Linked DNA regions of Mus musculus: region 2 is linked to region 1. The links are chromatin loops, found by intact Hi-C in ENCODE. Cell type or tissue: heart. All regions are shown on one strand. Each heading gives the region's core, and the rest is flanking DNA. Links, peaks and the distances in the headings are about the cores only.

Region 1 (16,275 bases), core at 9,016-11,515:
TAAAATTAATACACTGGCTGAATATAAGAGAGGTTGACTAATAGTCACACAGCTATTGGTAAAAAAGTGAGACCCCAGCAAAAATCTTAGAAAACCAAAGCAATTTCTTTTCCTTGTCCTAAAAAATTTTCCAAGACCAATCCATGGACATGAACTCATAACACAAAAACAGTATGACTCGGAAACATGTTCAGCCTCATGTCTGTGGTGAGCCTGCATATGCATATGCCCAGGTAGATAGCAGGTACTGCACACTGAAATCCAGGCTAGCACATTGGGCATCAGGCCTTCTCGCGCGCGCTCAACTGGCCAGGAAGAACGACGCTGCTACAGGATCCTTCTGCACACGTTTATTCAGTCCTGATTCTTCTTGTTTATATCTCTCTTGTTTATATCTCCCTTGTTTATATATCTCCCTTGTTTTTATATCTCCCTTGTTTTTATATCTCCCTTGTTTTTATATCTCCCTCGAACCCTGGGCCTCTCACTCTTTTATACTCTCAGTTCCCATCCACGCACAGCAGGCCACGCCACCTCACCAGGCACGCAGCTTCAGCTAATCAGGGCAGCAGGGGCAAATCTCCACCAAATTGGATTCACCTGAATCCTGGTACACCTGCGCAGCACTCAAGATGTTTGTGTCTTATATGAGGAAGTCAGGTGCAAGTCATATGACTTAGCTGCAGTCCCTGGCGCCTTTGGAACTGCCGCCACACCCGCTCCCCACAATTCCCCCTTTTTTCTTTTTTGGCAGAGAGAATGTCTGTAGATAGCCCCTCGCAACCATGCCCCTTACCCGTCCTTGGGTGACAAACAGCATTGGTTTGATCCCTGTCTTAGGTTGGTGACATGCCCAGGGAGTCTTATCACTGACTACCTCTCAATCATGCCAAGCCACTCCTGGGGAGATTGTGTTTTGCTTGTGGCAGGTGCATCAAAAGGCCAGGATGTTAATTAACCTATGGCCAGATCTTAATTGCTGCAAGCAAGCCTCATGGGTGAAGGTAGAGGTCTGATCCCCAGTGTGCAAGCATAGGGGCCCTACACAAAACCATCCCTTAGGCTCATCACCCAGAGAGGTCTTGGCCAGCTCCTGTGTCGTTTTTCCTGGGGGAAGGGAACTAGGACACTGAACCTTCATGCAATCAGACATGCCTTCCACAGGATGCCAACAGCAAGCTATCCTCTGTGCAGTGCTTAGCCTCGCACCCCACGGCATAACGCAGCATAATTTCTTTTAGAGCGGCAAACCGAATCTGAGGAGATTGTCCCGCCTCCACTGCAGCAAAAGCCTACGCTACCATGGCGAAAATGCGGGCCGCACACTCTGCACCTAACACATGTGCCAAACACAAAACACACACACTATAACAAGCATACATCCCAGGGCTCTCATCCCCGCTCATCTTCTCTGAAGCAAGGGATAGATAGCCAGAGGGGCTATTTCTTTAAGGGAAATTCAGGGATCAAAAAGCATGGAAAAATTTGAATGTCATGTCGAGCTGGTATCGGCTTCTGGAATACCGAAAGGATCTCCCATCTCGGCTCCATCCTTTGTGCTTGTGGGATCATCCACCACATCCACAGGGGCAACTGGATCAGGAGCCTCATTCTTGCAGCGTCTCACCAATCTCTCCGGCACCCAAAGAGGTTCCATCTGGTCCTGTGGAAACACACAAACAGACCCTCTCGCCCACGTCAACACCTGATCTGGTCGATCCTCTCCAAATCTCCGGACAGAAGGTCCACCTACAGGTGGCTGCTGAGGAGGCATAGGGAGGCGGCACAAAAGCTAATTCGCCTTCCTCCTCCACCTCGGCTCTTTTATTTTGTCCTTTCTGTCCACCTGATAACACTGTCTTTCTTTTTCCTTTTTCTTTTTAAGCCCTTCTCCTTTTCCGACATACTTTCTTGTTGCTCTGTAAGGATTTTCTGACCTGTCTTGACTGCCTCTTGATTCAAACAGTAACAGAGTCCATATATCAGAACAAACAAGACCAAAACTATCAGACCTACCCACAAAGGGTCAATGGGAGAAAAAAGCATAACTACACAGCGAGGATCTATTGATCACTACACTGAGGTTATCATAGTTCCTTAACTTGTCCCCAAACAGGGAACCTTAACTTGTCCCAAAGCCAGGAACCTTAACTTATCCCAAAACCAGGAACCTTTTGTTACCTTGTGCCTGCTTCCTGGCAACTTTATGCTTGCCTCTATTTTATCCGAGGTCCTTCCCAAACTCCTGGGGTCGCAAGTTTCACTCACCGTGAACTTACCCTGACGGCAACCACTGACTGCTGAAAGTTCTGAACTCGGTGGGGGAGTCGGTTCCCCGTACGGGCCACCAATTGTCACGCCCACTCTCGACCAGCAAGAACGACGTGACCACCAGTCCTTCTAACAGCAGTTTATTCAGTCTTCATCTTTCTTCTTTCTCTTCATCAGTACCGTTCCCCAGCTGAAGAGTTCTGAATCCACGCCGGATCCTTCTCAACAGTCTGTTTTACAGGAACTTTTATTAACCACTCCTTCCCCGTGATGCAGTTCTGAATCCTCCCTGTAGCAGGGGGTCTTCGCTCATGCCTGAAGATGTTTCTTTTCCCTTGTCCTGGGTCCCAGGTCTTCTCGTCCCGTCCCGAGTTTTTCTTCCCGGGTTTCGGCACCACTTCTCGCGCGCGCTCAACTGGCCAGGAAGAACGACGCTGCTACAGGATCCTTCTGCACACGTTTATTCAGTCCTGATTCTTCTTGTTTATATCTCTCTTGTTTATATCTCCCTTGTTTATATATCTCCCTTGTTTTTATATCTCCCTTGTTTTTATATCTCCCTCGAACCCTGGGCCTCTCACTCTTTTATACTCTCAGTTCCCATCCACGCACAGCAGGCCACGCCACCTCACCAGGCACGCAGCTTCAGCTAATCAGGGCAGCAGGGGCAAATCTCCACCAAATTGGATTCACCTGAATCCTGGTACACCTGTGCAGCACTCAAGATGTTTGTGTCTTATATGAGGAAGTCAGGTGCAAGTCATATGACTTAGCTGCAGTCCCTGGCGCCTTTGGGACTGCCGCCACACCCGCTCCCCACAAGGCCTTATCCATCAACAGTTAGATGGACAAGCAGGCTAAGTATCCATCAACAGATGAAAGAATAAACCATTTGCATTGTGCCTATACAATAGAATATTAATATACCATAATAAGAAATGACATGCTGACACATGCTAAAACATGAATAAACCTAAACATAGCATGTTGAATGAAAGAAGCCAGATGAATATACAGGCTGTATACTGTAACATTTCATCCAGAATCTACAGACAAAGAAAATAATTAGTAATTGCTTAGAACTGGAGTTTACTTGGGGTTAGGGAATAGGAGGAATAAGAAGCAATTGTCTTATGGGTAAAGTGTTTCTTTGTGGGTAATGTATTTTGGAATCTGATGGAGGTAATGACTGCACAGCTGTAAAGGCACTTTAATGTTACCAAGCCATTAACTTTAAGGTGGTTCACTTTACATTAAAAACTACATAATAACTTTGGAAATCAGTCTGGCGGTTCCTCAGAAAATTGGACATAGTACTTCCAGAGGATCCAGCAATACCTCTACTGGGCATATATCCAGAAGATGTTCCAACCGGTAAGAAGGACACATGCTCCACTATGTTCATAGTAGTCTTATTTATAATAGCCAGAATCTGTAAAGAACCCAGATGTCCCTCAACAGAGGAATAGATACAGAAAATGTGGTACATTTACACAATGGAGTACTACTCAGCTATTAAAAAGAATGAATTTATGAAATTCCTAGGCAAATGGATGGACCTGGAGGGCATCATCCTGAGTGAGGTAACTCAATCACAAAAGAACTCACATGATATGTACTCACTGATAAGTGGATATTAGCCCAGAAACTTAGAATACCCAAGATACAAGATACAATTTGCAAAACACATGAAACTCAAGAAGAATGAAGACAAAAGTGTGGACACTTTGCCTCTTCTTAGAATTGGGAGCAAAACACCCATGGAAGGAGTTACAGAGACAAAGTTTGGAGCTGAGATGAAAGGATGAACCATCTAGAGACTGCCATACCCGGGGATCCATCCCATAATCAGCCTCCAAACACTGACACCATTGCATGCGCTAGCAAGATTTTGCTGAAAGGACCCTGATATAGCTGTCTCTTGTGAGGCTATTCTTGGGCCTAGCAAACACAGAAGTGGATGCTCACAGTCATCTATTGGATGGATCACAGGGCCCCCAATGGAGGAGCTAGAGAAAGTACCCAAGGAGCTAAAGGGATCTGCAACCCTATAGGTGGAACAACAATATGAACTAACCAGTACCCCCTAGAGCTTGTGTCTCTAGCTGCACATGTATCAGAAGATGGCCTAGTCGGCCATCAGTGGAAAGAGAGGCCCATTGGTCTTACAAACTTTATATGCCTCAGTACAGGCGAATGCCAGGGCCAAGAAGTGGGAGTAGGTGGGTAGGGGAGTCGGGGAAGGGTATGGGGGACTTTTGGGATAGCATTTGAAATGTAAATGAAAAAAATACCTAATTTTAAAAAACTACATAATATACAATGAATTGACTTGGCTTTAACTATAGGAGCCAATACATAGTTAATAGTATTTTCTTAACTATTCATTACAATAATCCATTGCAAATATATAGATTTGTTGATTCAGAGTATTTGTGTCAACTGTCTTCTAAACTTTTCATACTTTCTTTCTTCTTTAAATGCATGTTGGTAGGATATGTATATACGTGTATGAATGTTTGCATGTATGTGGGGTACGTGTATGTGCACAGGTGCATTTGGAGGGCCATGTTGGTTCAGGTGTTTCTTCAATTACTCTCCACTTTATTTATTGAGGCAGGATAACTCCATGAACACAGACCTGGATGAGCCCAGCTAGTAGAGCTGGGATTCCCTGACTCTGTCTCTTAGATGCAGGGATTATAGGCAGCTACTTCACCTGCCCAGTTTTCACATTGGTTCTAGGGATTCAAGCTCTGGTCATCCTGCTTGTCTGGCAAATGCTTTATCCACTGGGTCATCTTCTCAGCCTGAAATTATCTGTACTTTCTGTACCTAAGTTTCCTGACCTGCTAAGTGGAAATAATAACACTTGCCTCATTCATTGTTGAGATAAGATATAAATAGAAGTGTACCCATTTGCAATCACATAAAGTTGTTTGCATTGATATCACCTTTTAACATGTGCATACTAGATAGACATACTATCACTGAGCTAAATCCCCGGCCTCAGTATTTTTATAACTTACAAATCCCCACCATTGCACTCTTTTCAATTTTATTTTTCCACCAAGATGAGCTGTTGTAATAGCAGAGCACTTTGGCTTTATAGAGGAAATGTCTTTGCTCTTACTTTGTTCTCAGAGGCAGCACCTGTGTAGCAAGGTATATTTTCTTGATCAAAGGCATTTCTCACATACTCATTAAGTCCTCAGGCCCCAAAAAATAATCATACAGTGTCTAAGACTGTGCATGTTCCAGAAGTGTACGTCACAGAACAGAGCTGACAATAGATCTATTTTCTAGGATAGTCAGGGCTTCCTGACTAACAATAAAATGTGCAGTTGCCATAGTCTTTGCTTCCCATCACAGTCATTTGACTAGAAGTAATCACATGGCCCAGTCTGGATGCGCAGAACACTGCGAAGCAAATCATATGACTACTTATTATGTGATGTACTTAGATAAGCAGTAATTGTTTCTTCCATACTGTTTCAAGTTCATCCTAAGAACTCTAGGACGGAAGCTAGTTCTGCCTTGACCTTGTGAATGTGTTCCTTGGAATTGTGATCCATATTTTTTTTAATTCCAGTTCCCCTGGATCCTCTGGCCACATTCTTGACTTAGCTTTGTTGGGGAACCCTGCCCTTGAGTGCAGCTCCTCTGAGTACCTGTTACAAAGGCTCCCCTTATCTACTTACCACTCTCCTGTAGCCTGATAACAGATTCTATGATCTGAATATGCCACAGATATAACCTGGCTCCTTGCCTTCTCTGGACTCGTTGACTATACTTTTTCTGGCTAATTCAGAGCCTTCTCTCTATTCCCTGTTCTCTTTTGCCAAATTTACCTGAACATAGCCTAGCCCATTTCCATTATCATCCAGGATCTTATCTGAAAAAAGTAATGAAAAAAATAAAGAAAATGGTGGAAAGCTCAGGAAAAGTAAAGCAGAATAGATGTGTGGGGATATGGTGAATGGTCATTACATGTGGGGTGAGGTTCATGTGTAAAACTCACTGAAACTTTCTGTTTCTTCATCTACAGGAAGAATAAGGTAGACAAGATGGCTATTAAGGCCCCTTCTACCATTTACAATTTATGGTTTTCTATATAGATAAGAAGTTTGTTTAAAGCCTTTTGTGCTTCTTTGAGAATCAGAGAAAAGAAATGCAGGGCATGTACAGTGACTAGGTATTTTACTCAAATATTGAGTGGAAACTATTATTATTTAGGACCATGTAGTTCTAATAGCCAAATATTTTCAAGGGATTTCCTGGATAAAGCCTGGAACCTTTGCTTTTAAAATGGAAAAAGGGAGAGTTAACTTTTAATATATTTTACCTGACCATGATGAACATATTAACATTGCACACATAGGAAATTTATAAAGCACTTTTATTCTGCCCATTTTTATATTAGGCAAAAGAGGCTGAAATTCAGTATGTTCTCAAATTAGCTAAAGAAAGCCCTTGTCAGATCCCCCTCAATCCATCTGGTTACTATTATTAAAACATTATGAGTTATATGTACTTTCCATAGGGGGAAAAAGAATAATCCCTTCAAACATGTCATTTCATTGGTTTCAAAAAATGAAGGCAATTGTTAGGGGAGTTATCAAAGCAGTCTGAAGTACAGTGTGAGCTGTCAAGGGAAAAAACATAAAGGAGTTTTCTATAACTGAAGTTTGGTGGATTCAAATGCCAAAGCTTGGGGTTATAAGAACAATGTGTAATTCTTAAAGACAGTTGTTCCTGCCTGGTGGTATCTGAACCCATGAGGCAAATCCCGCGTCACCTGGACCACATTACACTGTCTGGGGCCTGGAAGGAGAAAAGGGAAGCCCATCAGAAGCAGTCCTGACACCCTTGCCCTCACAAGAGAGAAGAGTTCTAGTTGTGACGTTGTGTTCCAAGAGGGCCATATTCTGGGCCAGCTTTGCCCATAACATCAACTCCAGTGAGAAAATACTTCTCCTTAAGTAGGATACAATAGAATGAGAGAGACCTGCAGTCTGACAGACTTGGAGCCTTGTCTGAACTCCTGGTTTCCCATTGGAGACCTAGGGCCAGCATAGGGTCCAATTCATAGAAGACACTCACAAAGTCTCTACGGACCCAACCTACTGAGCCAAGGAAGAAATGTTCTGACCATTCTTAACTTCTCTTACTATAGTATTAAATATATGGACTTTAAATACAATCAGATCCCACTTAACTCTCTAGGTTCAAGTTCTTCATCTGTCAAGTGAAAATTTTATATATATCATATAATGATCATATCTACTCATAAGTCAAAAGTGCCTAATAAGCTCTATAGATACATGTCTACAAAACAAAGTCACTATTATATAATACTTGGGTAACATGTTTAGGTTTTTTTGGTTGGTTGGTTGATTGGTTGGTTGGTTTGGTTTGGTTTAGCTTCTAACGATTCTTTGAGTTTTAGTATGATAAAGTATTAACCATTTAATTCTAAGTGGAGACAAAGACAAATATAAAATTTTGTATCCAGGAGGATCTCAACTTGGTTTAAACTAAAATTTTGTTTTTATGCCTTATTTGGGTAGTCATAGAAAACGGACTGAAAGAAAATAGATCAAAATGATACAATGATTATGTCTAGAGGATGAAGGAAAACTTTTTTTTCATTTTCTCCAGTATGTGCCTAGATTTTACTAGCGTTACACTTAGGAATTCTGTTAAACTAAGAACATAGCAGTAGGCAGTAGGCTCATGATCCACTTTCAAAACTTAGGAGCTATATGTTGAGTCTCAAAGTCTTTCTGCATGTGATATGCAAGTGTTGTCTTGTTAAATATTAAGCATAAAGCCAGAATAGAAAATATTAGTTTATATTTTTTGCTCTTTTGCTCCTATTACATTTGTGGAACATCCCTTATTCTTTATTATGTTTATTATAAGAATACCCCTTTATGATATGTCTTAGTACTCTCTCAACCTCTTGGTGCCTAGAAGAGGGAGTCTGTCTGCTTTGTGCAGAATACCTTGCCCAGGGCAGCTGTTTGCTCTCTTTTGTTATCTGAGTGGTAGAAGGCTGGAGAACTTCTGACCTTCCACATTCATTTGTCACAATAATCATGAACTGGGGACAAGGGCATACACCAGTGAGTCATTTTCCTGGTAGTGAGCCAAGCCCACCTTCGTCATCTCTAGTCAACTTCTTGTTTTGGGGTTTTGTGTTGTTTTCCTTCATCCACATTCACACTGAATGCTCACAGCCACTCTGTACAGAAGGATGTCATGTTTATAGATGACCATAGACGATTCTCAGAACAATGGAAGATTAAATAACTGTCATGGGGCAATATGCAGAGTAACCAATGAGCCATGACTTAAATGCTGGTTGTTTATCTCCTAAATTCTGACATTTCTCCCCTTAATGTACGCTGCCTCAGAGGAATAACCAGAAAGTATCCTCTCCAGGTCCTGCTAAACTAGAGAGGCATCATCTTTAGATAATCCAGAGTGTTCTCTATCATCTTTTTTCTTGTTGCTAACAAGAAACAAGAAAACTTGACATCTCCAAATTAAAAGTACAGTGGTGTAAAAGTTTCCTTCTTGTTGGTATAATGTAACCACACCTTATCTCACAAGGTAAATGAATCACCTTAGATTTGGATGCTGACTTAGTCTCATCAAGCAACGATCTGTGAAACTCTGTCTTCCTATTGGTTACAGTGAGACTTCCAGGAGCGTCTCTATGTTTGCCCAATTAAGGCAACCAATTAAGGCTCATCTTCCTCTCTCTCTCTTTGTATATAGTAATGAAGTCACCCTCTCTAGAGACATATCAGTTCCATAAAATGTTCCTTAATTTCTCCAATGGCTTTTCTCCTTGAGGACAGATTCTCTTTACATATATATCATTTTTCCAAGTTGTAGTTTGTCAGCAAAGCTCAGTGGTCATTCCAGTTTGAACTAGAGTATTGTCCCTCCCAAAAGCCTAAGAATCTAGATCTAAACTAGTGCAGTATAAGGAGTCATCATGAGCTTTTTGAACCAATTGGCAGGTTTTTTTAGAACAAAGCTAGAACCCGGACAAAACAACCTAGTGACATTCTTGATCAAGTGACCAAATTTCCATAATTCTCTTGCATATGCTGTTATGTTTTCTGTGATTGTGGTGATGAAGAGGGTGAAATAAAAAACAGAAAACATGGTCTCAGTCCCCAGAAGACTTCTTAGATCCCCTATCCACACAAGCTTGAACCATGGTGAGATTTAGCTAACAGGAAATGTGTTGGTTTGATCAGGTTACCACAACAAAATGCCACAGGCAATGTGACTTATACAACAGAAACTCATTCTTTCATATTTCGAGAAGCTAAAAGGTTACAGTGCAAGCAGGCTTGCGGGGTTCTTCTGAGCTCAGCCTCTTGGCTTGGAGATGTCCATCTTCCCACTGTGTCCTCACAAGGTCATCTCTCTGGGTTCAGTGTCTTGGCTTCCATTTCTTATAAAGAAAACAATCATATTGTTTTGAGGACTCCAATAACAACATCCATTTTACTCCTCTTTTAAGACTTCTCCAAATGCAATCTCAATCTGAAGCACTGAGAAAGGGGGATTCAACTCATGACTTTTAAGAGGATTCAATTCATCCCATAAGGGAAGGCATATGGAGAACCAGATTCGGTATTCCACATGCTAAATCTTAACACAGACTATGGCAACAGCTCTGCTATTACTGCCTAACGGTGTATAGCCTCTGCCTCTCTCCAGTCCTCCCCAGAGATGCCAGGGTCTCACTTACGTGACAATTGGACCATTTTTGCCTGCTGGATTGACTTCCCTATTGGTCATCAGCTATTGCTCAGTACACAGCTGAGGTCAAACTATAACACACCTCCACTGGCTCACCATTGCCTCCAAAGCATTACAGTTGGTGCAACTTTGCAGGGCTCATATCTATCTGGCTCAGCCTACATCCAGCCTCCCTGCCTGAAACCACTACCCTGTCATACTCACCACCCAGATAGTGACTAATCTTCCATCAGCTGGAGCTTTATACCTGTTTAGCTTCCTGTCTCATGCCTTTAGTCTAAAAGAGCTGTCTAAAAATGATACTTCAAAGGCATGTCTTCAACACACACAGAAACCCACAAAGCCCCCAAGTGATTTCTCTGTGTTCTGCAATCTCACAGCACTTGAAAATTCTGTATCTATGCTGCTCATTATCTTAAATAGCATCAATTTCTTCATATCACCTCACTGGGATGTGAGCCCCTGAGCAAAATAGCATATTCCCTTATATACCACCATAGGTGTAGGGCTAGGTGTACAAATATCCCACATCTACTAGTGCATACCTAGGAAAGAGGTGCTAAATAAAAAGGTAGAAAAACTAATAGTCTTGTCATGGTGGTGATGGCATTGCTGGTGTGTGCTGTGGTGTTCATGGGTTGCCTGATAATGTCCTTTGCAAACATGAGTCATAAACACCCTGTGGATAACATCCCTGACCTACCCACCTGAAGCAATACTTTAGTCTGCAGAAGGGCTATAAAGTGCAGCAGTTATGTTAAAATTAGATACAAGAAATCAGAGCTGGAGATAGCAGCTTAAACTGACCTCAAAAGTCACTGCATGTGTCTCTGTGGTGTAAACTGTGCACACTTCAGTGTGGTGGCAGCCTGAGCCCTAGAACAACTGAATGTACTGTAAACGTGGTAAATGAAATGCCTTATTTGTGTCATTTCCCATGAAGCAATTCAAGAAAAGAAAGCAGGAGGAAAATGTTCTATAGTGGTTAAAGGCTGAAGCAGAACAAGTTCCTGCCCGCCCATCACAGAATAATGTAAAGCTGGAGGAGAACCAAGGAGACAAATGAATGAACAAATACCTAGCCCAATGTTTGTCTCTAAATACTTCTTTTGGGCACAGAACAAAACACAGAGATGCTTTCTTTTCATTAAAACAAAATCTCAAATAAGAAAATATTATAAAAGTTGTACAAGATAGACAGACGTCAAGATAGCCAGCGACTTACACATCTCTAAGGGAATGTATCAAAGCCAAACAATTTGTATAAAATAAAATATGAGAAAAGTCTCTCTTCCAAATAATTGTGGTTCTCATCATTAGTGTCTCCTCTGAACAGTGCCACTATCAGCCATCCAGTTATGAGGCTTATTAGTTATTAGTGTCCCTTGACATTGTCCCCTTCTCTCGCCCAATCTCAAGGCTCATGTGTCACCAGGTCCTGTTCGTTTCCTTTCTCAATACACCGTATCCTTTGACTTCTCTCCATCTGGGTTCCATAGTCTGATCCCAGGATGCTATCTCACCTTATCCAGACAATTGCAGGAAACTCAGCTCATCAGCACATCCTTAGTCCCTAACAAAAATGTCCTTCATTGACATAGCCAAAGTGATCGTTGGTAGAAAAACAAATTTTTGTCTCTGCACTCTGTTGAAAACCTTCCAGAGATTTCATTCTGCCTCAAGGCTGCAGACCTCAGTCCTGAGAAAGCCACCCACCCACCCACCCACATACAAGTCTGTGTTCATGTGTCCATGCCCCTTCCCTTCCTGCAACGCCTTGAGAACTTGTCTCCATCTAGACAGCGCAGCTGAACCCACTGTGCTATGCAGCCTAATTAGCTATCGCTATTGTTACTATGTTTAAAATATGAATATAGAATTATTCTTCACCATAGAGTTTCTACTTGTTACTATTAATACTGCTCCTCTTCTAGAAGACTTAATGTAAGATCAACGCTTTAAAACAGACATAAAAGTATAAACTATTTCAAATGTTGTTGTAAGCCATTATGGGGGAAAATACTGTACAATGTATCTCTAGAACTTCATTTTGTATAACTGAAATTTTATACCTACTTCATCCTTTTCTGAGCCTATGGCAACCACTGTTGTACAAGGTTGCCTATTTAAGAAATGTCAGACATGTGCAATTGTTCAGTGTTTGCCCATCTGGGACTGGTTCATTTTGTTGTGCAAAGTGACTGCAAGGCCCATCATGTTTAATTTTTCAGGGTTTTTTTGTTTTGTTTTGTTTTGCTTTTTGCTTTTAAAGCTGAACAGCATTCTCTGTTGAGCATGCATACAATATTTTTAATCCATTCATTTATCAAGGGATATTTGAAACAGTTTCACATCCTGGTTTTTGTGAGCAGGGCTGCAATAAACATAGGATGCTAATATGCTAATATTTGTTTGAGAATTTGATTTCAACCCTTTGAAAATATATCCAGAAGTCAGATTGTTTGACTTTTATCTTATTTCATTTTTGAGCAATCCCCTTACTTTTTTTCCATGGCACCAGCAACATTCCACATCTCTACCAATAGGTCAGACTTCCACTTTCCTAAAATCTTCACCCAACACTTGTTGGATTTTGCTAATAGCCACTGTCGCAGAGGTGAGGTGCTAGCATATTTACTTTGTATTTCTCTAATGGTTATTGACACTGAAATCTTTTCCTGGGCCTGCTGACCAGTTATATATGCCTTTGGAGCAATGTCTACTCAAGTCTTTTGCCTCTATTTTAATCAAGTTTTGGGGGGCATTTTTTGCTTAGTTTTCGCTCCTTTCTTAGAGTCAGGGCCTCATGTATTCAAGCCTGGCCTCAAACACACTATGTCGTCGGGGAAAATCTTGAACTCCAGTATCTATCTAGGCATGCACAACTGCACCTGGTTTGTGTAATGCTGAAGTTCTAAGAAAGACTGTGTGTACCAAGCAAAACATTTCCCCAACTGAGCTAGGTTGCGTTTTGTATTGTTTTGCTTTTTGCTTTTTTGTTGTTGTTGCTTCCATTGAGTCAAGATCCTTTTGTATCTTAAGCTTTGTGGTTTGCAAATATTTTCTTCCATTCTCCAGACACTGCCTCCCTGCCCCCTGCCATTCTCCTAGCTGTTAATTTTGCTATGCCAGGGATTTTGAGTTGTACTCGTATGTTTAACTTGTTTCCTGGGATTTTCATATCAAATCAAAAAAAAATCATCACCCAGACCAATGATATAAATCTTTTCCCCTGGGAAATATTAGTTTCCAGTCTGGTGCTTTAATTCTTTAATCCGTTTTTGTGTACAAAGAAGATTCAATATCTGTTTTTACATGTGTGTCCACTTTCCCCAACATTCTTGGTGAAATTAATTAACTCTCCATATTTCAGGTCTTATTTCTAATATAGCTTCTTCACAGAAGCCTCTTCTAATTACATAACATACAATCTCAAAAATAAAACACCTGTATCCAGGCTTCCAGCTCCTCACATACTCTCTTAGCACCATATACAAGTGTTATGTAGTACTTCTTCTACTAAAATGGTTGTCTGTGTAATTATTTAGTATTATCCTTCCATTTGAATGTACACTTCGGTTTTTTCCAACTGCATTCTCACTACCTACTCTACTGTATGGTCAAAAGTGGCTGCTCCATAAGTTGGTATGTGACAAGTGGTATAATATTGTTTGGTAACTTTGAACAAATAACACGTCAATTCACCTTGTATTTTGTGAGTCAGCTCTACCTAATGAGTGTTATATTTCAGTCTTTCCATTTCTTTGCTTGGGTGTGGTGCTTTGAATGAAAATGGTTCCCACAGAGTCATAGGGAATGGCATTATTAAGAGGTGTAGTCTTGTTGGAGTGGGTGTGGCCTCGTTGGAAAAAGTGTGCTACTGGAGGTATGCTTTGAGGTTTCATTTGCTCAGGCCAGGTCAAGGGTCACATTCTCTTCCTGCTGCCTGCTGATCCAGAAGTAGAACTTGCAACTACTTCTCCAGCATCATCTCTGTCTGTGTGCCCTTATGCTTCCTACAACGAAGAAAATGAACTAAGCCTCTGAACCTGTAAGTCAGCCAGAATGAACTGTTTTCCTATTTAAGACGTGCTGTGGTCATGGAGTCTCTGCACATCAATAGAACACTGACTGAGACACTGGATCTAGGTATCCAGTATACACTCACTGGAAAAAATGAATGAGTGAGTGAATGAAGGAAGGAAGGAGTAGAGAAGATGAAGAAGAAACAATAAAGAGATTAAGCAGGATGAGCAAGGTGGATCTACTCAACAAAAAGAACAGTGAGGAACCTGTTCCCAGACCCATATTTATAAGCTTTAGGTAATGTGGTTTGTATTCATCTTCAACCATTAAAATGCATTATGTGAATGGGTATGGTTCAGACATTTGTTCCCTACAAAAAGCCAATCTTCAGTCTTGGTTCGTCACTAAGGTTTAACTACCCCTAAGGCAAAGTTAACTGATTTGAACAACCCTCACCCCTTCTTCCTAGTCTACCTTCTCTTCCTGCTTCTCCTCCTTCCTGGTGTATCTCCTTCATAGGCCCTGACACAAGTGTCATTTCAATGCCACCACCATGCTTTTGCAATATGCAATTTTAATTTTCAATTATCTTAGTAGTTAAGTCAAATAGTAGTAGTGGTTTTTTTTTTCTTTTTCCCCATTGTTTTCCATGGAAAGAATGTGTCTTCATATATTCTGCCTCCTTGGTACCCAGGTAATTCTTTAAGATTAAAAGAGTCACACTTAACTCCTGAATTTGAGACTTGAGGAATAAGTCTAAGCAAAACTCTCCCTTTTAATGGAGAGAAAAGGTCTTAGCCTTGTTGATGTCACCATTTATAGACATGAAATAGAATTCACACATAAACTGCTCCATGTGCACAGTAAATTTTGATAATTAATTTCCATTAAGTATGAGTTTATGTCTTCCTCCCCTTTCATCCACTCTAGTGAAGGACAGATGGGCATGGGAAGGCTTTTCTACATCCACACAGAGGCATGGGAAAGCATACTTGCTCTGAGAATGGTAAAGTTGTTTACGATGTTGAAATCTCTCCCTGGAGGGGTAGCAGGCGAGGTCATTTAAAGGAGATTTTAAATGTTGACTTAACTTATCACAGGCTATAGGTTTTATAAGAGTCTGTTAGCCAAAAGTCACTAAATATAGCTTCTGCCATGAGGTTGTTTTCCTTGGAGCAGTTAGAGGAAAGGTCACCCTGCAGGTCTCAGGGAATGTCAACACAGCCTCCTTCAGAGCAGGAGATGTTTCTGTAGAAGAGCCCAGCCACATAAACAGGAGTTCCAGTGACCTTCCTGGAAAACAAGAACAGACAAGAGTGATTTAACCATGTGCAAATAGTCCCTAAGTACATAGACCCCGGAGCTAATCAAGCTTATGAATGGGAAATTAAAAGAAAGGAATACTGAAATTCATCAAGTACAAGGGTCAAATTCTATCTCAGGAGAGAGCAAAGAAAACAAGTCGATGTTGGTTATATAAGCTAAATGCTGATGCAAACAAGACTCGCATGGCTGAGGTCTCATCTCCTTCTTTTAATATAAATATAACAGTACATGGACATGTTATTCAAAAGGCGATCTTGAACCTCCACCTTTCAGTCCAGTCCCCTTTGAGTTTGTTTCATTCAGTTTAAATCTGGATTAGGTCACCAGTTAAAATTTATAGATACCAACTCACATATCCCAAATAAATAGTGTCTCAACACTGAGAACTGATGACTGAGTCAAACCATGAGGGTAAAGGCCAAAAGAATGAAATTTCTTTTTAAAAGAAGTAAGTAGAAGGCTCGGGACTCCACATGTCCTTCAGGGTGTTTAGAAAGGGCCCAGGCACAGCTGTGTTTACCACAAGTGCTAACCACTAAATAGCCAGGCCTCTCCTGGCAATCATGTGAAATGGATATTAAAATCTTCATTCTATTGATCAGCAAGTTGAAGCTCACAGAAGTTAGCAAAGTCATCCAGGATCACAACAGAGGAGGTTGGATCACCATTTGAACCCAGGAACTAACTTCAAAGTCTGTTCTCCCTTGCTAGTGGCCCCCGGCCTCTTATGGGCAAATCATTCTATACACATCTGTGTGCATCCCTGTGCTCTTCTGCTGATGTCCCAACTTTCCAGGCACTAAACCAGCCTGCAAAAGTCCATATTACTTCTGAAATAGGAAGGCTTTAAAAAACTGGTTTGAA
Region 2 (16,275 bases), core at 7,147-9,646, 61 kb after region 1:
GAATATATATACATTTTTAAAGTCCAGTTTGTGTTATTTATACACTCACTGGTGCATGGTCCAACTCTCAGTGGCCTACCCCTTAAATAGTGCTGAGTTCTTCCCCTCCTGCACCCCTACTAGAAGGCATCAATTGTAGAGAGCTGACCCTCAGCATACTATCACACTCCTTAAGAGTTCTCTTTGGTGGCTGCCTTCTAGTCTGTAACTCTGGAGGTTGAGTGGGGCAGAGGGTAGGGGCTGTCACAGAAGCTTTCCCTGTCCCTCCTCAACCATGTGTCTGCAGATCAAAATCAAAGTAGCCTCCTTGTTCTTCACAGTCAGCAGGACCAAGGATCATGGGCCTCCACAAGGTTTCTGGCTACAGCAAAGACCCTGAACACAACTCCTGTTGGCCTGAAGCCACACAATAGGACCATGGACCCAGACAAGGAAGGCCCTTGGAAGCATCTTGATCCATGGACATCAACATGGCCTCAGGGGACAGCACAGGCCACTCAGATATGAATCCCACCAAGTAAAATGATCTATGGACACTCACATGGCCTTCCGTGGCAAGGTGGCAACACAGGCCACAGACATCAACACAGACCTTCGCTGCAGTAAGACCGTAGATCCAAATATGGCCCTCAGAGGTAGCAGTGTAGGCTGCCTGAACTGATATGGCTCCCAGAAATAGCTGGCTCACAAACAACATGGCTTCAGGACAACAGCCCAGACCACAGACTCCCACCTCTTACTCTAAAATGGTTTCTCCCCTCCATTGGACAGAGCCAGATACTATCTATGAATTTTAAACATTATATATGTATATATATCACATATGCACATTCACACTTTCACATTATTGTGTTAGTAGACATAGCAGGCCTATACGTTTGTTTCTTTAGGCTCGTTTAATTTATAAATTATTTCAATAATTATTTACTAAACCTTCTATGTAAACACTTGAGGTATTCATTTCAGTGAGTGGAACAGACAAAACCTTACTCTCTTAGAAACTATATTCATCCATTTAATTCCACCACATGGTAAAGACAAGAAAATAGAAAAGAGGGTAAGTGACCCCTCTCAAAGCTGAACAAATAGTAAAAGTAGAGAACTAAGACAAGACCTAAGATTTATAGCTTTCTATTTGCCACTTAGCACTGTTTCTATAAATCGATCCTAGAATTCCAAAAGAGGGCAGCCATATTTGTTTGCCAATGGGTAAGTATCAGCATCTGCCCCCATAGGAAGGAGGGATGAATAGATGGAAGGTATGTGCAATCTTCTGTTTCTGATCATTTCTGATAGAACCATAGAGGTATGAGTCATTTTTTATCAATGACTCCTTAAATACCAAGAGCTATAACTAACTTTGAATAATGCAGTCTTAAATTTGCTTAACATTTATGTAAACTTTGGCTTGATTCATTTAAGAAATTTCAGCAAGAATATTTACACAGAACACAGTAAACTTTCTCTAAGTGTTTCCTCAACTTAGTTATATTTAAGCACTAGGAAAAAGACATTACAGTAACCACAAAGAGTTTCTATGTTACGAGGATAATTAATGAATAGACTTTGTTCATTGTTTGCAAAATAATGTGGTCCACAAATCTAGGTCTACCAGTTGGAGAGAAATAAACAGCTGGAGTGGGATGAGATCATGACCCACATGTCCTGAACCTTTGGTTTTGGAGGGCTAGTAACAATGTCCAGTGCTCATCACAAATGAGCTTCAAGAAATTGCCCTTGTCTCCCAGTACAGGATGGACCCCGGGTGAGCCAATCAGTGCCTCTCATGTGCAGCCAAGCAGAAAGCATACATGTGAAGTTGCCATGGTGACCTTTTTACTTATTGGAAGAATAGATGGAACTAGAATGACCCTCATCAGATTCAATAAGGATAGAGGTGGGGGTGTCCCGGAGTGAAGAACGGAGGGGGGGGGCATTTCTCTAGTCAAAGAAAGTGTAAAGAGTTTAAATTCAAGTAATTGTAGAAGAAAAACAGAAAGGAGTCTGAGCAATTAACAAATTTTTATAATCAAGCCAGCAAGGTTCTTGAGAGTAAATGACCCAAGCCTGTTTTAAAATTTCCTAAGAAGCAACTTATAGAAAATAACACATTCCAGTCTCCTCTTTCAAAATCTGATCCATTGTAACAGAAGAGGAGCCCAAGAGTCTCTATTCTAAAATGAGCCCCAGCCCATCCTGCTGCTTGTGGAGTGAATACTATAAACACTGTTTGGGGACAGCACAGGACAGAGAGCCCACTCCATGGCTGTCACCTCGTGGGACGACTTAGGGAAAATCATGACTATTTTCTATTTAAGCCTAAGTTTAAAAGCAAAACAAAAGCAGGGTTTGATTACCAGGTGATCAATAACAAGTTCTTTTTTCTTTTAATCTTGCCTTCTACTGTATATCTTTTTAACTGATGAAAACCCACAGAAGTTTTCTATGCCCACTGCCCTCTCTTCTTTTTTCCAAGGAAGTCTCTGCAAATCCACCTCTCACCAGTACGTCAGTGTCCATCGTCCCAGTTCCTTTGCAGAGTGCCTGCTTTGATGCTTGTTCTGAGTCTGTGCATGGTGCCCTCTGATAATTTTCTGCTGTAGAAACCACTATACCATAACCCAGTGGCTCACTACAGGTCAGCACTGTCTCTCTCTGCCCTGCGTGCAGAAAGCTGTGTTGTCATCTTTGTAATTTTTTTTTCTTTCTTTAATGGCTATTATGATGAAATTGAATGGAAGGGCAAAGAATGTAGTTTCTATGAGAATGAGATTTTGTCTGTTCCACTCACTGAAATGAATATCTCAAGTGTTTCCATAGAGGGTTTAGGAAATAATTATTGATATAATTTATAAATTAAACAAGCCTAAAGAAACAAAAGAGTGGGCCTGCTGTGTCTCCTAACATAATGATGTGAACTTTTCATAGTAGCCTCCTAAGCAGATGAAAATTACAATGACATTTGATATTTTCCAGTGATGAATCTGAAATTTAGCTGTGTAGACCTAAGATACTCTAACAGAAAAAAAACAAAAACAAAAACAAAAACAAAAAAAAACACGTAAGTTTAAGAACATTTAGCTTGCTCATGCATAGTTTAGAAAAGGTTCACTGTTGTGTAACCCTGGTTCCAACATTCTTCCACTGATGGTAACCGATGATGTGGAGACTTCTGTAAGTTAGTTTATATGAAATAAGAATTATACAAAATAACTTTACTTATGGAAAATTCAGTGACTATGCTGTTTATTCAGACTATTTGTGTCACATCAACATTCTTTATATTTATCCTTTCCCTGGTTGGTTACCATTTAATCCAAGGTTGTTATTTGTTTCATTTCATCATGCTGTATGGTCCAGGCTGCCCTTGCAGTCCCTGTGTAGTTTAGGCTTCAAACTCTTGATCCCCCTGCCTCCACTTCCCCAGCTGTGGAGTGCAGGTGAGCATCAAACGCCCAGCTGAAACTGTTTATACAACTGTCCCAAATAGGACTGTTCCTAATTTCTTTTTCTACATAGTTCATTGTTATTTATGGAAACATCACTGATTTTATAATTGTTTTTTATTCTTTGACCTTATTGAATTTATTCATTAATTCCAATTTGGAGATGATAATCATTAAGCATTCTTGATTAATTGATTCCTTTCTCATCATGATATAATAATCTCCTTTATCTCTTTTGCATAATTTTTGATTTATAGTCTACTTTTTCTGATGTAAGTATAAACACCATGCCTTTTTGATTTTCATTTACATGGAATTTTTTTTTTATATTCTCAGTTTCAGCTTGTTTCCTTACAAGTACAGTGAGCTTTCATAGGAAGTATATATCTGATTTCTCTATTCTTATTCATTCAGCAATTCTATAATTTTTGGTTAACAGATTTACTCCATTTACATTTAAATATAACTGGCAATGGGTAAGGACTACTACCATTTTGCTAATAGGGCATTGGCCTGTCTGACCTGAAGGTGCTGGGATTTCCTCCTTTAATGATATTTATAGTTTCAAGGCTAAACTTGGTCAAAACAACAAATTGGGTCAAATACGTCCTTTCTGATTAACCCCATCAGATGAGTAGGGTTCTTGAGACGATAGTTCCAGGCACTTTGCTGTCTCTTACATTTGCTTCTGGTGAGTAAGGTCTTTAGGATTCAAGTGGATGTGTTCCCAGTGAACTTTTGTCCTCTTGAAACTGTGTTCCACTCTCTCTTATTAAATTCCAGATTTCATGACTAATTTGCAGTGACAGCCCCAGAAATGCTTGTATGATAAATGAAAGAGGGTAGGTAGGGGCTTCCGCTTACAAATTGCTTTAAGATAAGCCTCTAACGCCTACCTTTACAATTGTCTCATAAATTCTTGCATGAAATGGATTGGGGCTTTTACAGCCTTTGTGTGGGGGCCTGTTGTTTCAGGGCGTCTCCACAGGCTGGCGAGTGCCTAGAAGCTGCAGAGATTTATGACTGAGTGGGAAAAGGTATGTGTGAGTACTTCTTCAACTTGTTTTGGAAAAGCAAGCAGAGAGGATGTTTTTCTCCATCTTGCACGGATCTGTAAACAAATGACTCACTGGCTGCATCTGAGTCAGGAAGACAGCAGTGTCAGAATCATGAGTTGATGAGTATTTGCTTCGAATATCAAAAGTTTGACTTAGAATACTTAGAAACCTTGCTTCCCAGAGACTCAGATTAACCAGCAGCCTGGAAGGAGGCAGCAAGGAGTTTATTTTATAAAGTGGAGGCATGTGTGAGCTTTTGCCACGTTCATAGCCAGGAAAGAAAGCAAACAGTATAAAGTGTGACTTCTCAGAATAAAGGGGGCCTGGATCAGTGATTATTATTTCTGGAAGAGTCAATATTGCGATAGAAAAAGGAACTCTTTTGTACCCACTCTCTCTGGGTTCCTTGGCGTATTTTAGTATTTCAAGTAATGGTTGAAACTACATTAACCTTCTCTGGTCTAATTGGAATCATCTGTGAGCAACAGAGTTGGCACTGTCAGATTCCACGCTCATTTTCTACGTGGCCTACAGTGTCTGCCATCTGTGTGGCCTTCCCTCCCTCCTGCCCACAGAGGAGGCACGTGGTGTGACAGACACACAGGACAGTCCTTCCTGGCTTCCCTCTGTGTTCAGGCTTTTTAAGAAAACCTGTGCTTGTTCAGTTTGCATACCTTCCCTACCTCCTCAGATCCTTCTTATTCAAAGAATTTGCATGGAGACATTCTTCCCCAACCCGAGGAATTCGGCTCAGCAAATTTCGGCTGCCAAATCCATCTCATAATCAACAAAGAGGTTAGAGCAATATATTACATTTGCAAAATCCAGGAAGGCCAAAAATGAATAAAAACAAAACAAAAAAACCAAACTTCTTACATTTTTTTTTCTTTCTGTCAAAAGAAGGCTGTAATCTAGACATCAGCCAGATACAGGAGGCAGAGTGGCTTCTTGCCTGCTTTTCTATACTACTCTGACTCCTTTTGGTTGTTATTCATTTAGGTGTGAGTGTAGGGATTGTGGGGGGTGTTTGTTTGTGTGCACATGTGTGCCTGTATTCATGCATGTGTGCATGTGTGTGTGTATGTTTGTTTGTGTGTATGCACATGTGCCTGCCTGCATGCACGAATGAATGCATGAGTGTGCCTACATGCATGTGTGTTTGAGTGTGTGTATGTGTGCGTGTTTCCACACACATGTGCCTGTGTATGTGCATGTATGTGTGTGTGAGTGTGTATGTGTGTATGTGTGTGTGAGTGTGTGTGTGTGTATTTGGGTACATGTAGATGTCAAATGTTGACATCGGCTGTCTTCCTCAGTTGTCGCTACCTAATTTGTAAGACAGTCTCCTTCACTGGACCTGGAGCTCAGCAATTTGGCCATGCAGCTGGCAGGCAAAGCTTCAGGAGCTGCTTGACTCTGCACTAGGGTTGCAGATGTGCATGGCCATGCCAGCTTCTACAGAACTTAATGCTGGGGATCCACATCAGGACCTCCTGTCTGTGCAGCAAGCACTTAGGAACAACAAAATAATTCTATGGTTGGAGGTCACCACAACACAAGGAACTGTATTAAAGGGACACAGCATTAAGAAGGTTGAGAACCATTCATTGCCCTAGAACAACAACCAACATCTTAGTCACCAAGACATATTTCCAGCCCCTTATTATTTGGATCTTAAGAACTATATGGGAAAGAATTCAAACAATACAGCCAAAAGAATGAGCTTTAAAAAACAACAACAACAAGCTGGGGGTGGGATTGGCAACGACATCTCAGTAGGTAAAGGTGCCAACTGCAAAAGCCTGGCAACCTGAGTTTGAGCCCCAGAGCCCACACAAGGGTGAAAAGAGAGAACAGACTCCACAAAAGTTGCCTTGTGACCTCCACATGAGCACCACCACCCCTCAACGATAATAAAAATTGAAACAAACAAACAAAAAAGCCTTGAATTTCTTTAGTTGGCATCCAAATGAATGTAATGCACTAAATCTGCAGATCAGCAAGTTTTTCGAGTGAAAAGGAAAAAGCAAATCATAATTGTATCAAGACAAACAGAAACCAGAATATGCAGTCACCCCATCTCTGAGCAGAGACAGGAAATTCAATGTCTCTGGGGGGATCTGACCTATACTCTTCTGACAAGCTTGTCTAGCACAACTTGAAACGTATCAAGAAGCTGTTTTGCCACAAGAAAATCAAGAAGAGGGAAGACCAATGAATGGATACTTCATTCCTCCTTAGAATAGGGAACAAAATACCCATGAAATGAGTTACAGAGACAAAAATTTGGAGTTAAGATGAAAGGATGGACTATCCAGAGACTACCCAACCCGGGGATCCATCCCATAATCAGCCACCAAACCCAGACATTATTGCATATGCCAGAAAGATTTTGCTGAAGGGACCCTGTTATAGCTGTCTCGTATGAGGCTATGCCAGTGCCTGGCAAATACAGAAGTGGATGCTCACAGTCATCTATAAGATGGAACACAGGGCCCCCAATGGAAAAGCTAGAGAAAGCACCCAAGGAGCTGAAGGGGTCTGCAACCCTATAGGTGGAACAACAATATGAACTAACCAGTACCCCCAGAGCTCTTATCTCTAGCTGCATATGTAGCAGAAGATGGCCTAGTCAGCCATCACAGGGAAGAGAGGCCCCTTGTTATTGCAAACTTTTTATGCCCCAGTACAGGGGAACGCCAGGGCCAAGAAGTGGGAGTGGTTGGGTAGGGGAGCAGGGCAGAGGGAGGGTATAGGGAACTTTTGGGATAGCATTTGAAATGTATATAAAGAAAATATCTAATAAAAAGAAGAAGAAGAAGAAGACGAAGAAGAAGAAGAAGAAGGAGGAGGAGGAGGAGGAGGAGGAGGAGGAGGAGGAGGAGGAGGAAGAAGAAGAAGAAGAAGAAGAAGAAGAAGAAGAAGAAGAAGAAGAAGAAGAAGAAGAAGAAGGAAGAAGAAGAAGGAGGAGGAAGAAAAAGAAGAAGAAGAAGAAGAAGAAGAAGAAGAAGAAGAAGAAGAAGAAGAAGAAGAAGAAGAAGAAGAAGAAGAAGAAGAAAAGAAGAAGCTGTTTTGCTATGGTGCTGTGTTGATGTGCATGGATATCCTTAATCGAACAAGGTGGATTTAATGACTCCAGCTTCATTCTAGAGATGAACAATCCAGGTTGCACTGGATCTGAGGTTAAAATCCAAGTCTGTCTGGCTTCAAATCCAAGTTATTACAATGGTTCCAGGGACCTATGTGAGCCCTGATAGATTGTAGACAGTTAGCCATAGAGTTTTAGTAGTTATGTGATCGATCTACTGCTTTCATTTTGCAGATGGGGAAACAGATTGAGAAAGGTCCAATAATCTCACAAGCCTATGGCTGGTGGGAAATCTCTCCTGCCCTGTCTTCACTGCTCCAGACCCACATTCAAGGAAGGAGAAAAAGAGACTGGCCACCTAACGGAATACTGTGCTTATACAGTTGCATAAGTCCACACCCCTGGGAATCACTGGAAGCGGGCGGCACTATGGCTCTTTTTGTAATGCTGAATCTACTTAAGGAAACCTATTCTATAGCAGCCAGGAGGAGAAACAGGAAAAGAAATGGCCAATTGGCTTTCTGAGTCAACTCCACCTTTTCACGCTGAGATTTAGCTGTTCCAGTATTCTACGCTTATCTTTAACCCTCCAATAATGACTTCATTATTTACTCTATTATGCTATATTTTTTTTCTGATCCTAAATTAGAATGCCCTCTGGACCAGAGACAAATACATTTGTCCTTGCATCCCATGTGCCCAGTATTATGCTTCCCACAAACCATACTACATGAAGCCATGCCAGCTAAAGGTAATGATTAACCTTAAGTGTGCGAGTTCAAGATAATTCCTACCCACTCCAAGGCCCAGTCTCTGGTGTCACTTAGATAAAAATCATTGCCTGTGACTTTAAGCCTCACACCCAAAACAAGTTCACTCACTGTTCACTGTCATCTAAGAAGGTCAGAAGGAAAGGGGCCCTCCATTGGGTGGGGATGGGAACACACCCATCTACTTCCTTTGTAAAGTCCCACCTCAGAGGGAAGTGGACTCCAAACAGGATGGGCAGTCCAGGGTACAGGAAATAAGCTATGGCGCTTCAGGGTGCTTAAATAAACTGTTCCTCAAGAGTGAAAGTACAACCAACAATGGAGTGTGAGTGACCCCCCACTGACACCTGCCCTGTCTGTAGGCACCCTGTCTCCCACTGCAGCCAAGTCGCACACACCATGGGTCTTGTCTTCCCTTCACAATCTGTAGGTATCTGGTCTGCAGAGTCCCCAATGGGTTCAGGGTTTGCAGATCCCGTTCCTACGTGTCTTAGATTGTTTCTCCTGTATGCAGCTGACTTTAACAAAGTGCTAATGGGCTTTAAAAATAGCTTCTTGTGGATTTTTCAGAGGACAGGCTGCCTTCCAGCCAAAAATGTGTGGAATGGTGGTTTTCTGTCAACAATGAGTCTTTGTTATGGAGTTGAAAGTGCAGGTCCCTCCTCCTGAGCCCACTGCAGAGGTTTGCCTGATGCAATTGACCCTGTTTTAATTAAGTCTTCCTTTTGTGTTGGACTCAGTGCCAAGAAGTCTAAATGAATGCTATGGATTTCAATGGGTTTTGTTGTTTGGGGTTGTCATTTATTTCCAAGTCTATTTTAGGACCTGTGTAAGGGTCATTCCCTTGCAAAACCTCAAGATAAGGGTTAAGAGACTTTTTCTCAAAAAAAAAAAATAACATTCTCAAGAGTGAACACTATCTTTGTTTTGCTTTCTCTCCAATGTAATTGAATTCTCAACGTCAAGAAAATTTTCCTGCCTCCTGATGGAAACTGGAGACAAAGATGTAACTCACAGGCCTCCATAGATGGGGGAAACTTCACCTGCATTTACCCTCAGGAAACTCTAACAGATCTAGCTTAGTTGGCAGAGTACTAGCATCTATGAAATCCTGGATTTGTTCCCTAGCATCATAACATCTGTAATCCCAGCACACTGTGGGGAAAGGTAGGAGAATCAGGAATTCTAGGTCATCCTCAACTACATAATAAGTTTATTAGAGGCCAGCCTAGACTGCACAAGCTCACTTTGGCACTACTCATGCCATGCCAGGAAATTTCACCAAGGCCAACTTGGCAACTAACGCCAAACAGTTATCACTCTTGACCTTAATCAGAGCAGCCTCTCCTCTATTTCATGAAGTGTGATGAAGACAGAGACCTATGAGTTCACAAGGTGCTAAGCATAAATAAATAAAAAGTGGAGTGCTTAGCCCTAAACAAGGTACCTATATCACCCCTCCAAGACTCAGAGAATATTGTGCTATAAGAGCCAGAAGATAGGGAAATGAACTGTAAAATGCCTTCTACTGGGCAATACATAGCCACTGCAATCATGAGCTCTCAGCAACTGTAGATGATTGCACAAGAATGGACACATTAGCAACCAGACAAGAGCAGAGAAGAGAGACTCAGCATGCCCTACCTATCATGGCTGAACTGTTTCCTTCTAGCAGATTCAAGGAAAGGACAGTCATTGCCATTGGTTGTGTACCCACTGGTGACCCTACCATGAGCCAACAGATATTCATCTGATGATTGTACAGATTAGGCCAATTGAGTCACACAGTAAACCAAAAGTCATTAATCTGGGAAAGGGACAGATTAGGGAGGGGGGTGAGTCTTGACAAATGTTTGAGGAGATAAGAAAGGGTAGGGGAAGAGAGTAACCAGAATGTGTCAAAACTGTCTATTAAATTATCAAAGGACTAACTTAACAAGAAGTAAAAATTAAAAAATGAAAAATAATAATGAAATTTTTTTAATTTAAAATTGGGAACCATGTGGAGAAGGAATTGTGATGACCACTATTCAGGGCTAGAATACAAAAATTTGGAAACTTGGCTTCTTCAAGTCCTAGGTTTTGTTGGAATAAGTTATCACAGGCTAAGTGGCTTGGGACAACAGGACTTCTGAAATCAGGGTCCTGTTCTCTTTGAGTGTTGGAGGACAGCATTCCCCTGCCCTTCCAGGCCTCTAGTGTTTACTGGCAAACCTTTGCTTTCCATGCCTTACAGACATAGGGGCCAATCTCCGCTTCCACCTCTGCATGTCCAGTCTTCCCTCTGTCTGGCATTGTCTTTCCTTCTAATAAGGCCAGAACTCTTCTAAATAAGGCCCCACCAAATGATACCATCTTAATTGACTATTCCACAAAGACACCATCTCTAAATAAGGTCACCGGTACAGAGGGTTCGGATTTTAACATTTAAGTCCAGCTCACACAATGTCCATGGCTTAGATGTTCACAAGACCATCTAGAGATAGTAAGTTTATGTGCTCAGTTTGTAACTGAGTCTAGCTTTGTCTCATTCCAGCCCTGCATCCTGCATCACTCATCATCCCTAATTCATATACTGTGCAGAATACCTGTTGTGTGCATGGCACCATGCCAGGCTACAGTTTTACAGCTATGAATAAAACAGATGCAGCCCAAGCCTCATTAAACATCAAACAGTCTAGTCAAATGAGATGCACATTTGAAATCTAATTCCATAACCATCATTTGCTCCCATAGCATATTTCCAGTAATGTAGGCTGTCATTTTCAGCTCTAGCTGGGGAAGAAGAAAATGAGAACTCCTTCAAAAAGGTGTGGCCCTCACTTCTGCTTTCACCAAAGTGTCAAGTTTTGCTTTATATATGAGATATCCCTGTAAAAAACAAAAAGTTGTTCGGCAGAGAGAACCATGGTCATGTCATGTTATTAAACAAATAATTCTAAAATCTCAATGCTTAAAACAATGTTTATTGGCCAGCCAGAAGAACAAATTGGTGCCTAGCCCAATGGTCGTCAGAGAGGATTCATCCAGTAACTGGATGGAGCAGATTCAGACATCCACAGCAAAACATTAGGTGTAACTTGGAGAGCCCCATGGAAGAAGAAAAGAAAGAATTGTAGGAGCCGGAGGGGTTTAGGACACCGTGGGAACACAGAATCAACCAAGCAGGGCTCATAAGGGTTCACAGAGACCAAAGCAGCAGTCACAAAACCTCCATGGGACTGTCCTAGGTCCTCTGCATATATGTTATGGTTGTGTAGCTTGGTGTTCCTGTGGGACTCTTAACTGTGGGAGTGGAAGATGTCTCTGACTCTTTCTCCTGCTCTTGGGACTCTTTTCCTCCTGCTGGGTTACCTCATCTGCCCTTGATATGAGGACTTGTGCCTAGTCTTGTTGTAACTGGTGCTGTGTTTGTTTGATATCCCTGGGAGGTCTGCTCTTTTCTGAAGGGAAACGGGAGAAGTGGATCTGGAGGGAAAGGGGATATGAGGGTTCAGAGAAGGGGGAGCAGTGGAAGGAGAGGAAACTGCAGTAGGAATGTTATGTATGAGAGAAGAATTTTTAAAAGAAACCAAACATTTCTAAAACAAATAAGAACTATTGCTGCTCATTCACTAGGATGGATTCAAGTCTTAATTATCAACATCAGGAGGTTCACAAACACCTGTAAATTCAGCTCCAAGGGATCTTATGTCCTCTTCTGAACTCTGTGGCTACATGCATGTACACATAGAATCATACATAGAATATATATATATATATATATATATATATATATATATATATATATATATTCTTTAAAATAAGCTTTATTCTGTGCTTCATGTTGTGCTTCTACACACACACACACACACACACACACACACACACACACACACACCAATAACCACCTAGAGCTATGTTCTGTGTCTCCCTCATTCCAGCTCCAGGCTAGTGAAGTAGCTTTATCTAGAACTGTGTGCATTGCTGTAGCAAAGGGAGAAGGTGAAGGAGGTAAACTCACACCAGCCCTTAGATGAGGTGTGTTCTCTTGTGTCCACTTCTATTTTGCTTATTCACCAGAAGAGCTACCAGGCTGTGCTTCCTTCCAGCAAATCCTTGTGCCTGGAAGAGGTTGCACACAATGTTCTTGCTAGAATAGAATAGAAAAGAAGCAATTTCTTCAATATACTGTAGCAGGAAGACTTTCTGCTTTGTGGCAAGATGAACAGCCCACAACAAATATGCCTTTCAGGTCCAGTTGATTATGTGGAAGAATAGCTTAGGTGCTCAGTGAAAGTTTTTTTAAACATGGGTTGATTCCTTTCTCTCTCTTCACCCTTACTCCAAAGCTCCAGGAAAGAGGAGCCCTGCCACCATATCATCTTAGGTCAACCCTGTGCACACAGATGGCCACACATTAGCTAGGGGTGTCTAAGCTCTGTTTCTAGGAACTGCAGAAGGAAAAAGCCAAACTTGGGGACACCATGAGTAAGTTGCTATAGTTTAGATCTGAAACAAACCCCACAGTCCCAGGCACCTTTCTTTCTGTCTTCAGTGCTGTGGAGAGTTAGTGGCATCTTTAGGAGATAGAACCTACTGGAAGAAGACAGGTGGCTTGGTCCATACCCTTGGAGAGGATTTGGGAACCATAGCCCACTCCTCTTTGTCTTCCAGCTGCCATGAAGCAAGGGCTTCCACTGTCATGTATTTCTACCATGACCTACTTTGCCACCACAAGCCTGAAAGCAATGGACCAAACCACTATGGACTGAAACCTCCAAAACCATTATAAATTGTCTATCTCAAGCATTCTGTCACAGTGACAGCAAGCAGACTAATACATCAGAGGTCATAGAATTCCAAGCCATTCACCAGTTTTCCCTTACACAGCAGTATCCTGAGTACATACACAGTATGGTTTTAAGTTTAGAAACTTATTAACTCATAACCTCTCAGGAAATGTTTGTTTTATGTAAAGCAAGGCATCTAGTCATTAAAAAATTGGCTCCATACATCAGCAGTTTGCCATAGTACTATGTACGTTTTTTTCATACCTCTCAAGTTCTATATTTGCTTCCCTGAGGTAAGTAAGGAAAACCTAGGAGAAATTACAAGTGGTTAAATTACTGTCCTGTTCCACTTGGTGGCTGTTGACAGTGGGATTCCCATGAATGTCTCTACCCAGATGCTCATCCGGGCATCCCCAGGAACAGGAGCATTCTGTCTTAGTCCCTCTAAGAAGCCACCAGCCTTGATGAGGGTCCCCATTGTTGCCTTGGCTCTGCAGGATGTCCAGCATCTTGGCAGTCAGTGATTCACTCCAATCCTGGAAATGCCTGTGTATCTCAGAGGTAGGCAGGACTTTTTGGACCTTCCTACTTTCTTCCCTGCCTCTGTGCCTCCAGCAGGATGATGGTCTAATCACACTAATCTAGACCATCACCCAGCTGTGGAAGTCAATGCCTCCTGGCAAGTCATTCATTCTCATGATTTGTGAAGAACAGGAGACCAAGGAACAGAAAAGAAACTTGTACATAGGTGTGCTGCTAGGCACTGGCAGCACCAGGCTTGGAGGCTAGACGCTGAGGCTGCAGAGCCGGCTCGTTAACCCCTAGTCTCTGCTGTCTTTCCTCTGGCAGTCCTCCCAGGGCAGCCTCATCACTTGTGGGTGCTGCTTTAAATGCTTGCTACAGCCTCAGTGCCTACTGGATATTGAGTTCCTGGGGTGAAGCCAAGCAGGGCTGCAAAGGGGGCTTCTTAAGGTACGGAGGTACTCTGAGGCCACTGAGGAGGAATGCCAGCAAGCTTCTGCATTCCTCAGCTAATAAACGTCTTACAGAAGTGGAGAATAGCCATCCATCCCATCACCTGTTCTGCTGGAAATGTTGATTTCCCCTGAGTGCAGAGTCTAGAACTGAGAGTCGTTTCCAGAGAGCATTTTACAGGAGCTTCTTTCTGTACTGGTCTAGATGCTTTTCAGGCTGAATATGAAGGTGTCCCCCAGTCCCCTACCTGCCATATGATTCCAAGCACTGGTCTAACCGGAGCAGTGAAGAAGTGAAAAGATGAAAGACACAAAACACAGAAAAATGTAGATGGTGAAGCTGGAGCACCATGGAAGTATGGAAGCTAGCGTGTTCATTATCTACAGCTGAACAGAGAGGCATGGTTGCTGCATACAGCTGAACAGGAGGCAGGTTTAGTTATTTTCTATATGAGCCACCTCTGTAGGGGAGCAGTCTTCAGGCTGTAATCATCCAAGGAGAGAAAGCTATAGTGGACATTTTCTGCACATATCGTCAGCATTTACATTCAGACTCAAGGATGCTTTGCCATCCCTCTGAGCCTTGCTCAGGAAAGACTTTGTCCAGCCCCGTGGAGCTGAGGCGCTGGGGTCCTTAACGTGCCCCCATGCCCATGTCAACAGTACACATTACTCAGGATTTCATTCTCTCCCTGCAACCCCTTGAGAATCCTGCCTGGCCTGCAATCCTTTTATTAAATAGTATCATAACCCCCCACCCCCACCAGCAAGAATTACAGAAAGAAAAAAGTCTCAAACCCTACATCCAGGACATTCCTTCACTCTAGTTTATATGCACTTTTTTTAAAGCTCTTAATAAATTTCAAAAGTGGGAAATTTTATAGTCTGTTCTCTGCAGCCCCTGTAAAGATGCTTTAAAAGAAAACATGAACAAGTCTTCTAACAGTTCATCAGCTCAAAAGTTTAATGTAAAACTGTTCAAGTCTCCCTGTCCCTTTCTCCCTCTTATTGTCAATACAGAGGACAGATATTTGTTTGTTTCTTTCTTTCTTTGTTTTACACCCCAACTGCAGTTTCCCCTCCTCCTCCCCTCCCCTACCCCCTCCTCCTCCCTTTCCCTTCAGAAAAAGGAAATCCTCCCATGGATATCAACCAGCCCTAGCACATCAAGCTGCAGTAAGAGTAGGTGTGTAGTCTCCTATTGAGACTAGACAAGGCAGCTCAGTTGGAAGAAAGGGTCCCAAAGGCAGACAAAAGAGTCAGAGACAGCCTGCGCTCCCACTGTTAGGAGTCCCACATGAAGACCAAGCTAGACAACTGTAACATATATGCAGAGGAACTAGGTCAGTCCCATGCAGGCTCCCTGGTTAGCCCCTATGAACCCAGATTGATTCTGTGGGTTTTTCTGTGGTGTCCTTTGCTCCTTTGGCTCCTACAAACCTTACTCCCTCTTCTGAAGGATTCCCCAAGCTCCACCTAATGTTTGGTTGTGGGTCTCTACATCTGTTTCCATCATTTGCTGGGTGAAGCCTCTGTGATGATTGTGCTAGATTCCTGTCCCAGCACATCTTGGAGGCAGAGCAAATTGTAGGTCAAAAGTTTTGTGGCTGGGTTGGGGTCCCAATCCCCCCATTGGAAGTCTTGCCTGGTTACAGGAGATGGCTATTTCTAGCTCCATATCCTCCATTTCTAGGAGTCTTAGGGTCACCCTCATGGATTCCTGGGTGTTTCCATTGCCCTAGGTGTCTAGCTCATCCCAGAGATGCCTCCCCATTTCAGTTGTCTCTCCTTCGGTCCTCTACCCACCTGATCCTTCCTGTTTTCACCCCAACTCCCACTTCCAGCCAGCACCCCCATCCACCCTTGATGTCTATTTTATTTCCCCTTCTCAGTGAGATTCACACATCCCTGAGCCCTCCTTGTTACTTAGCTTTGTTGGGTCTGTGGACCCAAAATTATCCTGTACTTTATGGCTAATATCCACTTACAAGTGAGGACATAACCACATGTCTTTCTGGGTCTGGGTGACCTCACTCAGAATGATTTTTCTAGTTCCCATTCTGGAACCACATGAGTGAACATGGCCCAGGAACATGGATTCAGGTTCCTCAAATGCCTTATTTCAACATGGCAACAGTTGCAGGAAATTTTTATAGTCACAGAGCAA

What was found. Peaks named below come from ENCODE experiments on the same cell type or tissue, not always from the same donor. Only the 100,000 strongest peaks of a DNase experiment are listed, where the experiment ranks them.
Region 2: a loop joins it to region 1, with 2.1 times the contacts of the local background. A loop is called at or near these places in 3 of 42 quality-filtered maps.

What each region holds. Positions count from the first base shown.
Region 1 is chr7:89,702,528-89,718,802 of GRCm38, forward strand. All of the region lies in intron 1 of Me3 (malic enzyme 3, NADP(+)-dependent, mitochondrial), which reads left to right. Among named protein-coding and RNA genes, the nearest start is that of Me3, 78 kb to the left of the region's middle. In heart, for the core only: no CTCF peak of the experiment used is centred there; no DNase peak of the experiment used is centred there.
Region 2 is chr7:89,765,093-89,781,367 of GRCm38, forward strand. The region is part of intron 3 of Me3 (malic enzyme 3, NADP(+)-dependent, mitochondrial); the gene reads left to right. Among named protein-coding and RNA genes, the nearest start is that of Ccdc81, 130 kb to the right of the region's middle. In heart, for the core only: no CTCF peak of the experiment used is centred there; a DNase peak (open chromatin) is centred at 8,609; H3K27ac peaks cover 378 bases.